2 separate regions of the Homo sapiens genome follow, and region 2 is linked to region 1. Evidence: chromatin loops called from intact Hi-C (ENCODE). Cell type or tissue: chondrocyte. All regions are shown on one strand. Links, peaks and the distances in the headings refer to the core of each region. The heading gives the core; the rest is flanking DNA.

Region 1 (8,328 bases), core at 1,963-4,462:
AGACACAATCCCACTGAGAATGCGGGAGGCTAGTGAGGATGCTGCAAAGGAAGAGGAGGGCAGCCCCCTGTATGGTGCAATCCAACATCTATCCACGGTCCTTTACTTCACCCTTAGAAATGGAAGTTTTCTTCTCAACTGTATGGATGTGGATTTGGGTATTGGGAAGAACAGTGGTGTTCCAATTATTTTCCTACTACAAGTGAGGAGAGCCCAAGGTTCATCCGTGGCCTCACAGGTGGCCAGCACCCAGCCAAGGGCCCTGGTGGTGACAGCCCAGTCAGAGGTACTGGGACTCAGGGACCCACAAGAGGGCCTGGGACTGGAGCTGGCAGGCCACGCAGCAGCCTCACACCTGGGACCCCTTCCTGCCCAGATTCTTGTTTCACCCTCTGTGCCTTCCCTGTCTCACCCACTGCAAATCTCTGTTCTGCTGCTGAAATTCAGGGACCATGGTGAGGCTCTGAAGCCTTTTCTGTGCAGGAAGGAGTTTGAGTGAGTGTGTAACGACGGCAATTTGATTAATGTATGATCATCTGTTTGTAGCAGTCTGTTCTCTGCCAGGTGCTTCGGGCTGGGGGTGCCTCACTGTCTCTATTCCACCCTCACTGAACCCACAGATCTGGACCAGGTCTCCTGGAAGAAAGGGCTGATTCCACTCTGGGGCAGTAAATGCATAAGCTAAGCCAGGAGCATCTTGTCGACCAGGAGGCAAGGACACTCTCTACCTCTGGGGTGCTGGCCTGAGGGTGCAGGAGCTGACCTGGAGAGGCTCCCCTGGCCTGAGTGAGGGCATGGACCATCCAGAAGAATGACGGTGGCAGGTGACTGAAACACATCAATTTTAGAAAAGAATGTGAGTTTGTAATTTTAAAAAGGGCTTTCAAAATGCTCGAACACCACCTTTTTATGATGCAGCTTGAAGGAATGAAAAGCATTGATCCCGCCTTTCCTATCCAAACCATATACCAGAAAAACCAAATATTGATGAGGAAACGTTCTTCCTGTTATTATAAATAGAAGAATCTGGCTTACAAATACTGAAGGAATGGTACAAATAGAACGTCACCATTTTGCAATTTCTTGTGAAAGGAAGGAAGGAACTTGGCAATGTTCATGAATGGCTGCTCACCCCATGAGCAGCAACATGGACGGTGAACAGATGATGAAGGATCCGACTGCACTGACAATCACAGCAGCCCAGAGAGACACAGCCTGACCCTCCTGCCTCTGGGTGGAGCAACAGGAATGCACCCCTGATCCATCTGCAGGCTTTCCCAGAGGACCCAACCTGGCGCTGATGAGGACCAGTTCCCAGGAATACAGGGGTGTTGGGGCGGTTATCTCACAGCCAGGTGCCCTCTAACGTAAGTGTGAAATGTCCTCACCAAATAAATGTCATACTGAAAACAAAATAACACAAAAACCCCAACAGCTAACAAATGAGCAAACAAACAGCAATGAAGAAAGGAAGGGGCAAGGCGAGGTGGCCCATGCCTGTAATTCCAGCAGTTTGGGAGGCTGAGGTGAGCGGATCCCTTGAGCCCAGGAGTTCAAGACCAGCCTGGGCAACATGGTTAACCCCTGTCTCTACAAAAACTACTAAAATTAGCCATGCATGTTGGTGTGCGCCTGTAGTCCCAGCTATTGGGGAGGTTATGGTGGAAGGATCACTTGAGCCTGGGAAGTGGAGGTTGCAGCAAGCTGAGATCACATCACCACACACCAGCCTGGGAGCCCAAGGAACACAGGAAGACTCTGTCAAAAAAAAAGAAAAAAGAAAGAAAGAAAACAAAGGAAGGAAGGAACCCCGTACGTAAAAAACTCTTTAGAAATATATTATCCAACAAACATAAATGTATAGGTCTGAAGGCAACCCAGTAGTCCCACAGACAGTTTTTTGTTTGTTTGTTTTTGAGACGGAGTCTCGCTCTGTCGCCCAGGCTGGAGTGCTATGGCATGATCTCAGCTCACTGCAAGCTCTGCCTCCCGGGTTCACACCATTCTCCTACCTCGACCTCCCGAGTAACTGGGACTACAGGTGCCTGCCACCAAGCCTGGCTAATTTTTTGTATTTTTTTTAGTAGAGATGGGGTTTCACCGTGTTAGCCAGGATAGTCTCGATCTCCTGACCTCGTGATCCGCACGTCTCAGCCTCCCAAAGTGCTGGGATTACAGGCCTGAGCCACCGCGCCCGGCCCATAGACAGATATATATAAATACACACATAGAAATTGACCCTTCTGGTCTTAAAGCTTGAAACTTACATTTGTTTTATCTGAGTTCCTTCCTCAGTAAAGGACTCCAGGCCTCTCAAAAAGTATTAAGAACTGAAACTCGCCAGATCACCATGTCCATAGGAGGAGATGCTGCCAGGCCCCTCATTTATCATGATTGCTTCCGGGCTCCTTCCGAGTTCCTGTTTTCCCACACATTGTTACATTTCTTCCCTACAATATAAAACCCTAATTTTAGTCTGTCGGGAAGATGGACTTGAGACTGAGCGCCCATCTCCTTGCCTATAGCACCTGCTTCAAGCCTTCTTCCCTGGCAATACCCATGGTCTCAGCGATTGGCTTCCTGTGCCCTGAGCATCAGGTCCTAGAGGGATCCCTGGTGTTTTGGTAACCGGTCTTGTCTGGAAATGAGTTTGAGCAAATCGGTTGCCAGGAGGCATTTACGAGATCTCCAAGAAGCCGTAAAAGCTGAAAACTGGTCATCATATGATAGCAGGGGATTGACGGCAATTTTGTGAGGTTTGAGGATGGAAAAGTTGTTTACGTAAAGTATGTAAGAAGTCTTTTCTTGAGGGGAGATATACTTAATTATTTACAAGTGAAGCCATACAAAGTCTGGGATTTGCTTGAAGATTCTTTAAGGAAAAAAAGCAGGCTATAGGGGGATGGTTTTAAACTAGATTGGAGCTGGAGGAAGACACATGGAGAATTACTTTCTATTCTCTTTGCTCTCCCAAGGCTCACCCATTCCCAGAACCAGCAGGCAGCAGCACAGCCTAGGGCTTCTCTGGGAGCCCCTAGGAATCCTGCATGGGATCAGGTTTCCCTCTGGCGGCGGCTGGAGAGACTGCGGCCGAGGCTCCTCTGGAATAATTCGGATCCGTATTCTCTGGAAGAAATGCGCCAAACGCCCGGCAGAAGGCGCGGGCTGCAAACTCGGGAGAGGAGATTCCTTGGGTGGCTCTTTCCAAACTCATGGGAACTTTCCAAAAGTCGTGGAAATGTTATGTAGTCATCGCTCCATAGTGATTCTATATTAATGGCTGACAGAAGGTGATGCTTGTTTTAAAAAAATAGAAATGGATATTGAAATGTTCAAATGTTACAGGTTGGCCAGGCACCAGGTGTGCACAGAGCTTCCTGTCACCTGGGGCTCGTCCAGTTCCCCTGAGGTGGGTGAGTGACCCTCGGACTGAGCCACGGCTCAGAGCCTGCAGCGCCCACCCGGGTGGAGCCGGGACCCTGGGTGACCTGCGCTCTAGCCTGGCGGGAACAACTTCCTGCCCAGATCCCCCTCACCCACCACCCAGCCCCTCTGCACCGCACCTCTCTGCACCTCTGCCCTAGTGTGTGTGCTGCTCTGAGCTTCTGTCGCCCTCTATCCAACTCAGCGCCTAAAGCTGCTGAGTATGAATGCGATATAGGAGGCGGGACTTGACTCCCAACCAGAGTGAAGACTGGCTGAAACATGGAACAGGCAAAAGCTCATTTGCATGAGACTCGCCCACCAGCACAATGACAGTTTACCGTTGCCATGGCAACACTTGGACGTTATCACCCTTTTTCTAGAAATTTCTAAATAACCCGCCCCTTACTTTGCATGTAATTAAAAGTGGGTATAAATATGGCGGCACCACTGCCCCACAGCTGCTGCTTTCCACACACTGCCTGGTGGGTAGACCTGCTGTGTAGGAGCAGTCACAGAGCTTAGCACTACGCCTCCAGCTCAGCCCTGAATTCTTTCCTGGGTAAAGCCAGACCTTTTCAGGCTAAGCCCCAGTTTCGGGGTTTGCCTGCCCTGCAGCCCATATACTTCAGGTCCTCACCTGCTTTGAGGACTCCCCACTGTGCACTCTGGCCCTGGCCCTGGCCTTGGATGGTACCCGTGCTGCAGGCAGAGCCACCCTCTCCATTTGCAAGAGCACAGGCGCACAGGGAGGGCCCAGGCTGCACAGCTCAGGAACTGCCCTCGTCCAGGTGGAGTCCTGGATGACTAATGCATGGGCTGCAGATAGAGGTCTCCCAGCCTCTCCTAGTGCAGGAGGGGCTGCCTGCCACACAGCAGGGTTGAGGGCTGTGACCTGCAGCAAGTATGGACAGGCTGTGTTGCTCCAGAACAATTAGTCTGTTTTTACCTTAGGGATGCTGAATTGTGCAAGTTTGCATTTCTGTAATTTGCATTTTCACATCCATTGGGGACATGGGGGAATATTGGGGATAGGAGGGGCAGTAGAAAATTTTTACTTTTGCAGTTTGTGATGAAAAATATAAAACAGCAACAATAAAAAACAGCTTTAGGCCAGGAGTGGTGGCTCACGCCTGCAATCCCAGTGCTTTGGGAGGCCAAGACGGGCAAATCACCTGAGGTCAGGACTTAGAGACCAGTCTGACCAACATGGTGAAACCCCATCTCTATCAGAAAACAAAAATAAAAAATTAGCTGGGTGTGGTGGTGCATGCCTGTAATTCCAGCTACTTGGGAGGCTGAGGCAGGAGAATTGCTTGAACCCGGGAGGCAGAGGTTGCAGTGAGCTGAGATTGCACCATTACACTCCAGCCTGGGCAACAAGAGCGAAACTCCATCTCAAAACAAAACAAACAAAAAAACCAACAAAAAAAACCAATAAAACAGCTTTAGCATCTAATGACAAAATCGCACTGTAGCAGTGCTAATGCACCACTGAAAGAGATTTTTATAGTCCAGAATTTTATATTCTTGAATTGGTGCTTTTCAAGTGGTGTCCTGGGACGTGTTCTGGGGGTCTTTGAGGATTTGTGTCCTTTAAAATGAACTTTGCTCAGTTAGAGAAACGCAGAAGTGATCATGGGTACCCCTCGCGGCTGCTAGAAAACAGACACCTTCCATCTCTAAATGCTGCTCTGAAAGAGAAGTTCCTAATAGTGGGGTCTTGTGACCACTTTGCACTCTTCAAATGTGTTGAGGATTGAAAAAAGCTTTGGTTTATGCAGGAGATACATATGTGCTTATTCAGTGTAGACAGATAGAGATATTATACTGTGTGGGAAATCAAAACTTAATTCGCAAATATGTTTGTGTTACTCTATGAAAATTAATAATAGATCCATTACATTGTTGATGAGAATGCAAAATGGTGTAGTCCCTTGGAAATAGCATGGCAGTATCTTGTACAGTCAAACAGGCATTGATCACCTTATACAGTCATTCATTCATTGATCACCTTTTACAGTCAGACATGGATTAGTCACCCACCCCGTGATTCTACTGCTAGGTGCTTACCCAGGAGAAATGAAGACTTACGTAGACACACACACACACACTTACAAGGGTATATGAATTACTTGTGTTCAGAATTATTCCTAATAGCCCCAAATTGGAAGCAATTCAAATCTCCAACCACTAGCAAGCAAACAAATTGTGGCATGTCCAAATCTACTCAGCTATAAAAATAAAGAAAATGTTAATATATAAAACATGGAACAATGTCAAAATCATTATATTTGTATTATACAGAAAACAGCCATAAGCAAAGAAGAATTCGAGCAAAAATCAAATTTTTCAAATCAAGCAAAAGATATAAACAAAGAATCCACAAGAAAAGAAATGTAAATGGCCCTCAATTGTATGGAAACATGCTCATCTTTATTAATAATATGAGAAATACAACTTAAAATGGCCACTTATTAAATTGAAAAAATCTCAGTACTTGGATTGCACACTGTGTAGAAACAGTCAGTCTTTTATCCGTCTGGTGAGAATGCAAATCCCTAATAGAGTGGAACTTGGCAACTCACCGGAAAATTCCATGCGCATTTATTCTTTGCCAATTGATCTTACTTCTAAGACTCTCTCCAAAGAAATACTGGAAAAATATAAAAGGAATCATGCAAAAGAGAAATATAAATGGATTTACTTAGTCCCTTGCATCATGAAAATAAGCAGTGGAAAGACCAGCCAAAATCTAGTAAATGGCGAATTGTGGCAGAGCGATGGATTGGAGTGGAGGACACAGGGAGGATGCAAACTTCTCTGAATGTAATTTTTATATAACGTTGGTTTTGGAACCATGTACATGTTTTTGTATAACTACAAAGCAATATTAAATATGGGTAGTAGAAAAGCAATCTGAAATTTGAAAACAAAAAGAAACAAATGAATCTAAAATTCTATCAGACTGGTGGTAGCATCACCACATGGAAAGTATCACGGGTTCAACTGACTTTAAAAACACAGTTTTTGTGAGCTATGCCTAATAGGACGTATTCTAAAAAGGAAAACACCTAAAAATTTTAAAATGAGTTATGATTGGCATGGTTATTTTGAAACAGTTACAGGATCAAGCAAGTGATTATATTAATGTTGTTAGGAACCAAGATTTTCAGCCTAAAGAGAAAAGAAGTGAAAATGTTAAAGAAATTGAGGAATACCTTATAATCTTACAGTTGAACTTGAAAATATCAATTAATATCAACATATCAATATTTTAAATATAGAAATATTTTAAAAAATATTATGAGGTTAAATTGATATTTTTTGATATTTTCTTCATTCTCTGTCTACTAAAATGCTTTAGAAAAATACAACTTGGCAGTATTTTAAAGTGAGCACACACCTAACACCCAGATTTTACCCTCTAAATACTATCCTTCATTGCATTATTCTGAAAAATGATAAATAACAAGAAAGAATAAGATATTTATCTGGACTTTCCTATATGAAAATCTCAGGGTAACCAAATTGGTGGTAAGAGAGAATGCTGGCTAATGATTTCAAAGAGAATGACAGATCTAGGTGAGAGTTATCAATGGATGCTCAATTGTGGAAGTGAAATGTTGGTGGGACCATGACACTGGCTCCATCAGGCCCAGGCCACCAATGTGCGAACCAACTGCTCATGTTCAGCATCACTGAAGGTGAAATGACGTAGCCACACGCCCTGTGGGGCAAAGCCCACCTAGGAAAGATGCCCTACAAAGTGGCATGGATGCGGTGAACAGGGAACACTTCTACGCCGCTGGTGGGAAAGTAAACTAGCACAACCACTATGGAAAACAATGCGGAGGTTCCTTAAAGAACTAAAAGTAGATCTACCATTTGATCCAGCAATCCCACTGCTGGCCATCTACCCAGAGGAAAACAAGTCATTATCCAAAAAAGATACTCGCACACGCATGTTTATAGCAGCACAATTTGCAATTGCAAAAACGTGTAACCAACACAAATGCCTATCAATCAACAAGTGGATAAAGAAACACATATATATATATATATATATAATGGAATACTACTCAGCTATCGAAAGGAACGAACGAATGGCATTCACAGAGACCTTGATAAGACTGGAGACTGTTATTCTATGTGAAGTAACTCAGGGATGGAAAACCAACTATTATATGTTCTCACTCCTAAGTAGGCGCTAGGCTATCAGGATGCAAAGGCTTAAGAATGACACAGTGGACTTGGAGGACTCAGGGGGAAAGGGTGGGAAGGGGGTGAGGGATTAAAGACTACAAATAGGGTGCAGGGTGCAGTGTATACTGCTGGGGCGATGGGTGCACCAAAATCTCACACATCGCCACTAAAGAACTTACTTATGTAACCAAACACCACCTTTTCCCCAATAACCTATGGAAATAAAAAAAAATTTAATTAAAAAATAAATAGATCTGGTAATAATCACTAATATTTAATGATTAGGGACAATTAGTTCTTCACACTTCAAGATTTATGAATGACAACTTTCTTTTTTTTTTTTTTTTTTTGAGACGGAGTCTCATTCTGTCACCCAGGCTGGAGTGCAGTGGCAAGATCTCGACTCACAGCAAACTCCGCTTCCCGGGTTCACGCCATTCTCCTGCCTCAGCCTCCCAAGTAGCTGGGACTACAGGCACCTACCACCATGCCCGGCTAATTTTTTTGTATTTTTAGTAGAGACGGGGTTTCACTGTGTTAGCCAGGATGGTCTCGATCTCCTGACCTCGTGATCTGCCCGCCTCAGCCTCCCAAAGTGCTGGGATTACAGGTGTGAGCCACTGAAAAATGTCATTAAAATTACCTATAGAATAATATGAATTAAATAAATGCTATTGCTGTGCCTCAGACTTTAAAAAA
Region 2 (8,328 bases), core at 3,830-6,329, 230 kb before region 1:
TTTATGAAAGTCTTTTCTATTTAAAAAGCATTCTTAGCTCAAAGACCACATAAAAACAGGTCCTGAGCCACATTTGACCCTTGGCTATAACAGCCCACCAACCCAGATACAAGCCAAGAGAGCTCACCGAGTAGACAAAATTAGAGGTCACAAAGCTGAAAACTGAAACCAGCCCCTTCTCGTGACCGACTTACTCGCATTTGACGTGCAACCGTGACAGCACAGCTTACCCAGCCCCTGGCAACACACAGGGAATGTGAGAGCTGGCGTAGGGGAGCACAGGGCTCTGCCAGCTTGAGCTTCACACCTACCCTATGTGACAGGCAAGGCTGCCACCCACCACTTGCAGTTATGGACACCAAACCTTAGAATGCACAGGTCTTTTGCTGCCATGACTGTCACTGCTGTTAATAATAAGGATGCCTCCATCGTCATCATCAAAATCATCACAACTGCCACTATAAAAAGGTCAGAACATAGAACCTGGAAGGCCCAGAGGTCTCCAGACTCAGAAAAGCACCATGCCCCTCCACAGTCTTTGAACCTTCCCCTGCTTTCTTGCAGGTTTTCTGCAAGGACTTCTTGCAGGACTTCTCTGGGCTGCGGTCAGAGCTCCAGCTCATAATCATGTTCAGTGAAAAGTTTCAGTTCCCAAAATAGCCCTGGTGGCAGGGCCGTTGCTAAGAAACGCTGGTTGGGGAGGGGTTGGGGGAGCGGTGGGAGCCCAGGCCCTGCTCCTCTCGCTGGAAGGCCAGCCTCCGCCCGGCCACTCTCCTTCTGAGGGCTGCAGAGGGGAGCGCGGGGCAGTGCACCTGAGCAGCCACAGTGAGAGGGAACGTGTTGCAGACATGCACACACACTCACAGATGCACACGCAGGCACACACGTGTGTCGTGGCACATGTGCACAGTGCAAGCACAGGTGGGTGCACACAGGTGCACGTGCATGTGTGTGCACACGTGCAGACATGTGTCCCCCGGCGTTCCTACCACATGGAAACCAGATAGACTTGATTTGTCACTGTCCAATTCCCTGAGGAAAGAATGCCTAGTCAATCTCAAGTCACTGAACACAGCACAGAGTAATAAACTCTCTTCTTTTATACCCAATGACGGGGTAGGAAATTCCTTAAATTATTTAAGAAAATGCCAAGTCAACGCATACAGGGAGATGGAGGAAAGTCATTCAGAACATAAACAGTGTCTAGCACAGAGAAACGTGGGCTGGGGACCAGGGCAAGGGGGCTGGGGAAGGGGACCCCTTGTACCAGAGATTTGGTCTGGCCTCACTTAGTCACGGATATCCGAGACGAGGGTGGAAGGAGCACTGAAGAGATCAGAGGGGTCCCCTCTGCCCTCCCCAGGGCACAACGGGCTCCACTGCACACATCTAGTCATGTAATAACGCCACCAGCAGGGTCCTTCCTAGGTCCAAGCTGGCGACTAGAGTCACAGGAACGAGAGGGGAGGGGGTCACAGTGGTTCATAAAACAGACCATCGATCATAAAGTAACACCCCAGAGGGAGCAAACTCATGCCCTGGATGCTGCCTCACCCCCGGGAGCTGGCGGGCTCTCTTCTGCTGGCCCTGCCCAGAGTCCGGCTCACTCCACCAGGCTGCCCACCTGCTTCAGGGCAAGCTCCAGGGTGTCCAATGTGTATGTACATGTGTGTGTGCATACATGCGCGTGTGCAGGGCAGAGGGCAATCCTGGGGTTTGTCCTGGCCAAGGAAGTTCAAATGTGAGTTTCGAGGGGGCTCAAATGAGGCTCTGGAGTCCCTGACAATCCACTCCCACAGCCTCACAGGGCCTGTCCTGCATGAAGTCCCGTCCACCTTGCAGGGAGGCTCATGAGCCTGGCCGGCCACAGGAGGGCGCCCCCGGCTGCAGATTCGTCCCTGCCAGCAGTGGAAGGCGGTGGCTGAAGCCGGTTCCTTAACCCTGAAGCCGGTTCCTTAACCCCAAAGCCAGGAAAGCGCCTCTGCTCCTCACCCTGGAGAGTCCTCACATCCACAGCAGAGGCGGCGGCACTGCGTGCCTACCCCAGAGCAACAGCCCTCAAGCCTGATCCTCCCCTGAGCCGGAGAGGGCAGGTGCACAGCCACCGCCAACAATTCCAGTCATCCTGCAAGAGGACCCGGTGACCCAGCACCAGGAGGATTAGGGACAGACAGGGTCTGACCTCAGGTCGACCCAGTGAGAAAAGACATTTTTGAAGCTAGTGCAGGACGGAAACTGCGGTGCAGGGAAGGATTTAGCCGGGAGCCTGTGGCCAAGCATCTGCGTGGATCCCGTTATTACAGCACGTTGATTACAGGTTGATTACAGGTGGCACACAGTAAAGGATTCAAGCAGCACAGAAGAGTCGACTGCGAAAAGCAAGTCCAAGTCCCCTCCCAGAGCAACCCCTGCTGCCCGGTCCCTGATATTTCCCTGCAGAGACACTCGGGCTCCTCGCAGATCCCACCCACTCGCACTGTGGCCGCCCCAGGCTCCCGCAGCAGCGTGGTCATGCCTCTGCCACCCCAGCCGGTGTGTGGGCAGGGAAGACGGGAGGCGTCTTGACCCAAGCCCCTCTCCCTTTCCTGCTTCCTCCTTCCTCCTTTCCTCCAACCCAACCCACCATCTCAAGGTCCCTTCCACCGCGGGGACTTGTGCTTGCTGCTCCTGTGGGCTGGAAGTCACTCCCCGCTTCCTTCTGTCTCTTGGCTTTTCAACCTTCCTGCATCAAAGTCGGAATCAGCTGTGGAGGATGAGGAAGCACTGCTGCCTGGGTCCCACGCCCAGCGCATCTAATTTAACTGCTGCCTGAGCGGTGGAGGGTTATTAAATCTCTCCAGGTGATCCTAATATGCAACAGACTCTGAGAACCAGCCTAGGTCCTCCTGCCCACCTTTGGACCTGACTCAAACATCTCCCGGCCCCCCGAGAACCAGGTCAGGTCCTGTCTCATGATCTTAGGGTGCTGCATCCTTCACTGCACTCACTGTGGTCGTGAGTTGCCGGCTTTTTGTGGGATTACCTAATGGCCCCACTGGATGTGCGTTCAGAACAGTATTTTGCTCACCTGTGTCCTCAGCAGCTAGCACAGACCCTGACACAGAGTGGGCCCTCAATAAAATGTCATGGCATCAATTTAGGAGTGCATTTTCCCTCTCAAGGAAAGAGACTGTGTTTCAGGCCACTCTAGTCCCTGGTCCACAATCATTTAGCAAGAGAGAGAGTATGGAAGGTAGAGATGAGCAAACCACAATGTGGGGACCAATCCAGCTCCCCCACCTGGATTTGACATCTTTAAATGGTTGACAAAAGAAAAAAAAATCAAAAGAAAAATAATAGTTTGTGGCACATGAAAATTATATAAAATTCAAAGGCCAGTGGCCATAAATAAAGTTTTCTTGGGACACAGCCATGCCCTCTCATGCATGTTTTGTCTCCGGCTGCCTTTGCGCTACAAAAGCAGAGACAAGTAGTTGCAACAGAGACTGCACGTCCCCCTGAAATATGCACTATCTGACCCTCTCCAGAAAAGGTTTGCCGACCCTGATCTAAAGTGATTCTGTAAGCCTGCGGGTGTGTGATGTCGCCGTCAGAGGCACGGAAGCCAGAGACCAGGCTCCCACGGCAGCAGGGTGAGAGCCACACTGTCAGCCTGGCCGCGGCCAAGCATTCGTCTCCAGCCTCTGCTATGACTTCATCAGACAAAGTCATCTTGCAAAAATTCAGAGTGGAAAAAAGCCAACGCTCCTAGAAGTTTTCCCCTTTAATTAGTCAAACTATAGCTTCATTTTTGAGAGGAACCAAATCTATATACTTACTCTTTACTCAACAAAAGTAGTGTTTTTTTTAGAATAGATGAGAAAAGGCCTTAGCATTGTTTTCATCTTCCTTTCTCCTTCCCTAAGATCCAAAGGTATGCTTGTTGGCAACATATTCAAAATGCCGGAGTTTGACACTTTTTTGTCCCATCCCAGTGAAAATCCTCCAGATTTCTAGCTCAGCAACCGCATTCCGCCAAATCCGAGCGTCACGACGGCGTTAACCATCTGAGTGCCACGGGACTTGACACCAAGCTTTCCTCGCACATGTAAGGTTTTATTATCACTATGAAGCAATTTCCCATGTAGATTTCCCCTAAAAATAGCATCATCAAAATACTTCACTCTTCGAGTCTAAAGAGAGGAAACAATGACAAAAGCCTGGGCCCACAATCGGGTTTGTGTGCTGACAGGCCCGGCTGCATAAAATCTGGATTCGTTTATTTCATGAGCTTCCTTCCTAATTCCTGATATTTGGGCCAAATTACAAAGACACTAGTAATATTTTAAGGCTGAAGTGGGGAGAGAGGAATTCAATATATCCATGCAAGCCTCAGGAAACTGGCTATGCATGGCCAGATTCCTCAAATCAGCAGGCCAGAGCTTGGTCCAGCTCCAGAGAGTCTTCCAGAGGCAGTGAGGTGTTGTGAAACCTCCTAACCAAGATTTAGCCTCTCAGGGAACCGGAAGGCACCAAGGGCTAGTGTCAGCATCTAAGTCCTGGGCCTCACACCTCCAGGAATCCATCACAAAGAGAAAGACTTGGGAATTAAAGAACTCTGTTCAGTTAATTGCATGAGTGATAATAACTGGCCTTTCTGAAAGATGGAAACAAAGATGATTATGTAGACCCCACTGAGATTAAGCTCTCTAGACCAGAGACCAAGAGATCAGGATTTGTTCTGTGTCTCTGCTCTCAGGCTGCAATGACTTGGGGCAGTCACCACCCAGACCCTCCCACGCCTCGTCTGCAAGTGGGATAGCCGCTGCCTCTCTCCCCAGGGATGCTGGGAAGACCAATGAGACAGGGCGTGCACAATATCCCACCCCGCCCCAGCATGTCCTGAATGCTTCCTACATGGTGGTAGGGGGAGTAGGTAATAGTGGAATTAAAAATAATTTGCCCAAATGGAGGACTGAAATGTGAATATGAAAAAAAAATTAATGCTGAAAAAACCACTGCTACCACTTTAAAGGAATTGGGATAAACCACCAGATTCATGCACACCCAGCTCTGTTAGACATTCCCCAGAGAGGAGTGGTGCCATGAGGGGGAGCTCTTCAGCTCAGTAATGGGGTCTCCCGTGCCCCTGGGGGCTGGACCAATGGAATGGCTCCTGACATGGGGTGTCTCTCCAACCTTGCAGGCTTCATCTGAACACGGCCCTCCTTGGATTCTACACTGTTTCTGATGGGCTTCCTGGGCTCATGTGAGACTTTCCATTCTGCATTCCCAGCACCGTGCCCTTCCAAGCCAGGGACGGGTCCCACTTACCCTGCTCCATCATCTCCAGCAGCCCCTTCTTGATGAGCTCCTCTCGGCCTTGCCTGCCGGCCATCTTCTTCTCCAGCGCTGCCCAACACACAAACACACAGGTGAGTCTCAGGCAAAGGTGTCACTGGGCCCTGTCCAAGCCACAGCCAATGCCAGGCTCAAGTTTACAGACCAAAAACACTGAGCTAGCAGGCGCCTCGGGGTTAGGGGGCCTAGTCCACTGGCGAGGCCCAACTTTCTTACCAAGAGTGCTGCTAAGCAATGTGCATAAACCACAGCTAAAGAGCAGTGCACGCAGTAGATATTCTACAGCGATCATTTCTGTGATTTATCTGGAAAGCCCCTGCACATATAACGCCCCTCTCTAAGCTAGCTCTCACCAGCCATTCCTGCCCTTCACCAAATGTTCCCTAAATTACCAACCAAGGAAAGTGCCCTCCCTCTGCCGCCAACACCCCGGGCTCCTTTCCGTGGTTCCTGTTCGCCTTTGCGAAGTGCCTCCTGGCCGCTCTTAACATCCACTCACAGATGAGATTCTCCTGTGCGGCTCTCCCACTAGAGCTTCTTCCAATAAACCCAGGTTAAAAGCTTCCAGTCTACCAGATGGACAGGAAGGGAGGAGGCCAGCCCCCAGTCCCCTTCCACCAAGCCTAATTTGCCAAATCTTTGTCAATTCCGCCTTCAGAATAGCCCTTTCTGCCTCCCCTTCCCGGAGCAAAACACTCTTGAGCGACGGCCACCACCTTGTCCCATTCTCCCTTCTTTCACAGGCAGGCCTCGGGCTGCTCCACAATCATCTTCTTCCTTCCGTCAGGAAAACTGTTTGCCTACAGGTGAGCCCCAATTTCCAAATACAAGACTACATAACCACCTCAACCCTTTCTTTGAAAGATGCAGCTTTGCAAGGGCTGTTTCCACTGCTGTGATGATTTCCCCGCCTTTCCCAATGAACCAATTACATCTCAGCTCAATGCAGCCTCCTCACCTGGGTCTTCTCCGACCACTGGGCCCAAAGCAGTGCCCGCCCTGCTCATTTCCACCCCAGGGCCTGCTCCGTGATCCTGCCATTAACCCTGGATCACAGAGAGTCCATCAGTGTTCTGTGTGTGCAGGGGGCCCTGCCAGCTGCCGGGGAACAGACAGAGTCAGCCCACCTGGCTTAGCTTAATGTCTAGTTGGGGAGGCAGATGACAAACAGGCACTGGCAATGGAATTATTTCACTTACTCAAAAGCATTTCCTGAGCACCTGCTATGTGCCAAGTGCTGAGCTGGGTGCTGGGGAGTCACGGAGGGCAGAAGCCCTGCAGCCTTCACAGGTGGGGCTCCACTGGGGGAACAGGCCATGGTGATCAGGTGTTCAATCTATGGAAACCCCTTACACATTTACTGAGCACCTACTGTGTGCCAGGCACCATGTCAGGCACAGGAGATTCTGCCATGAGCAAGACAGGCACAGCCTCTGCCTGATGCCAGCACAGGTGGGAGGACAGATGGCAAGTGTCTAGAAGTGGGCGAGGAGGAATAAGTCAGGCCTGGGGCGGGGGACTGACTGGGGGGCAGTTGTCTGGGGAAACCCATCCCATCCTTGACCTCCCGGGTGGCTTCCCTGAGGATATTTACCCTAAAGCCAAAGGATGAAAAGGGAAACCCAAACACAGCAGGGTGGGGACATTTTTGGGCAGAGAAAACAGAATTTCCTTTCTGTGGTCCCAATTTCCAAGCCAATTTCCAGGTGCCAGAATTGTGGATAAAATTGACAAAGTGAATGCTGACCTTGGGAGGTGTCAGCAAAGAGGCTGCAGCCAGGCTCACAAAGCAGATAAGAAGAACAGGGGTGGAGGCCTCGAGCTCTGTGTGGACCCCGTCCCCAGGCCGGCACCAGGCGGTGCTCATGGTGGCTAGCCTCAGACATCACAGGTCTTTGCCTGCACTGACTCAAGGACTTCCCGATGACCCAAAGATGCAGCTGCGAGGCTCTACCCTCCCCCTCTCGGGGATGGGGACGTCAGTGGTGGTGCAGCTTGTGAAGGTGGTACAGTGTGTAAATGGCTGAGTGGATCTGAGCCACCTGCCAGGGCAGGCATGGACTGAGATGCTGGTCCACCCTGCAGCCCCTGAGAGCCATCTTCAGCCGGTTCCCCCAGCCTCGCCTACCAAAACCACTGTTTGCTACATATTTCTCTTTCAATCATCTTTGCATTCACTTCAACTCATCCTAACCCGTGATGCCCGTGAAATCAGGAATTTGATATGCTGAAACAAATAACACCCCCTGCTTTAAAGGAAAATAGTGGTTTGGAATAAGTAAACAAAATGCAGCACTGTTCCTCGAATTTCCAGATGCCCGAATGGCGGTCCTGAAGGTGGGGATGCTGCAGGTAAAAACCTCGAGACCTCCAATGCCCTTGCAGGGTCCCCAGAGCATCTTGCTGGTGAACTCACACGGCACAGCTTGGAGTAGGCCAAAGAGCCCAGAGTCCTCAGAAGACAAACCTCAGCCTTCCAGTTCCACTGCTGGGGTCAGCAGGCCTGGAGAATGTCAGAGACCCCCCTGAGGTCACGGAGGTCACTCTGCTCTAGTCCCCCGGCCTTTCACTGCTGCACAGACGTGCCTTCCCCAGCTCGCTGCCTTTTCGAGGGCTGTTCCCACTGCTGCCATGCTCTTCCCTGCCTTTCTCAATGAACCAATTACATCTCAGCTCAATGCAGCCTCCTCACCTGGGTCTTCTCGGACCACTGGGCCCAAAGCAGTGCCCGCCCTGCTCATTTCCACCCCCCAGGGCCTGCTCCGTGATCCTGCCATTAAGCCTGGATCACTAAGAGCCCATTAGTGCCGTGTGTGTGCAAGGGGCCCTGCCAGATGCAGGGGAACAAATGGAACCCGCCCACCTAGCTGAGCCTAGCATCCAGTGAGGGAGGCTGCCTTGCAGCCTCGCCGGAGTCTGCAATCGACTCACGTGCTGGTTCACTTGGTGGCTTCCACACTTTGTCACTCGACTCCCTACTCTGCGGAA

The links. A loop is a pair of places that touch in the nucleus more often than their neighbours do. Peaks named below come from ENCODE experiments on the same cell type or tissue, not always from the same donor. Only the 100,000 strongest peaks of a DNase experiment are listed, where the experiment ranks them.
Region 2: it touches region 1 in a loop (17-fold over the local background); 5 of 110 quality-filtered maps call a loop at or near these places.

What each region holds. Positions count from the first base shown.
Region 1 is chr20:59,510,569-59,518,896 of GRCh38, reverse strand. No RefSeq gene overlaps it. Among named protein-coding and RNA genes, the nearest start is that of PHACTR3, 90 kb to the left of the region's middle. RefSeq lists enhancers at 2,924-3,759, 3,760-4,596. In chondrocyte, for the core only: CTCF peaks have their summits at 2,853 and 3,059 (motif pointing left); no DNase peak of the experiment used is centred there.
Region 2 is chr20:59,744,821-59,753,148 of GRCh38, reverse strand. PHACTR3 (phosphatase and actin regulator 3) reads right to left here. Exons shown (of 13, transcript NM_080672.5): 3 at 5,314-5,391. Among named protein-coding and RNA genes, the nearest start is that of PHACTR3-AS1, 120 kb to the right of the region's middle. RefSeq lists enhancers at 492-821, 2,044-2,545. In chondrocyte, for the core only: no CTCF peak of the experiment used is centred there; a DNase peak (open chromatin) is centred at 5,308.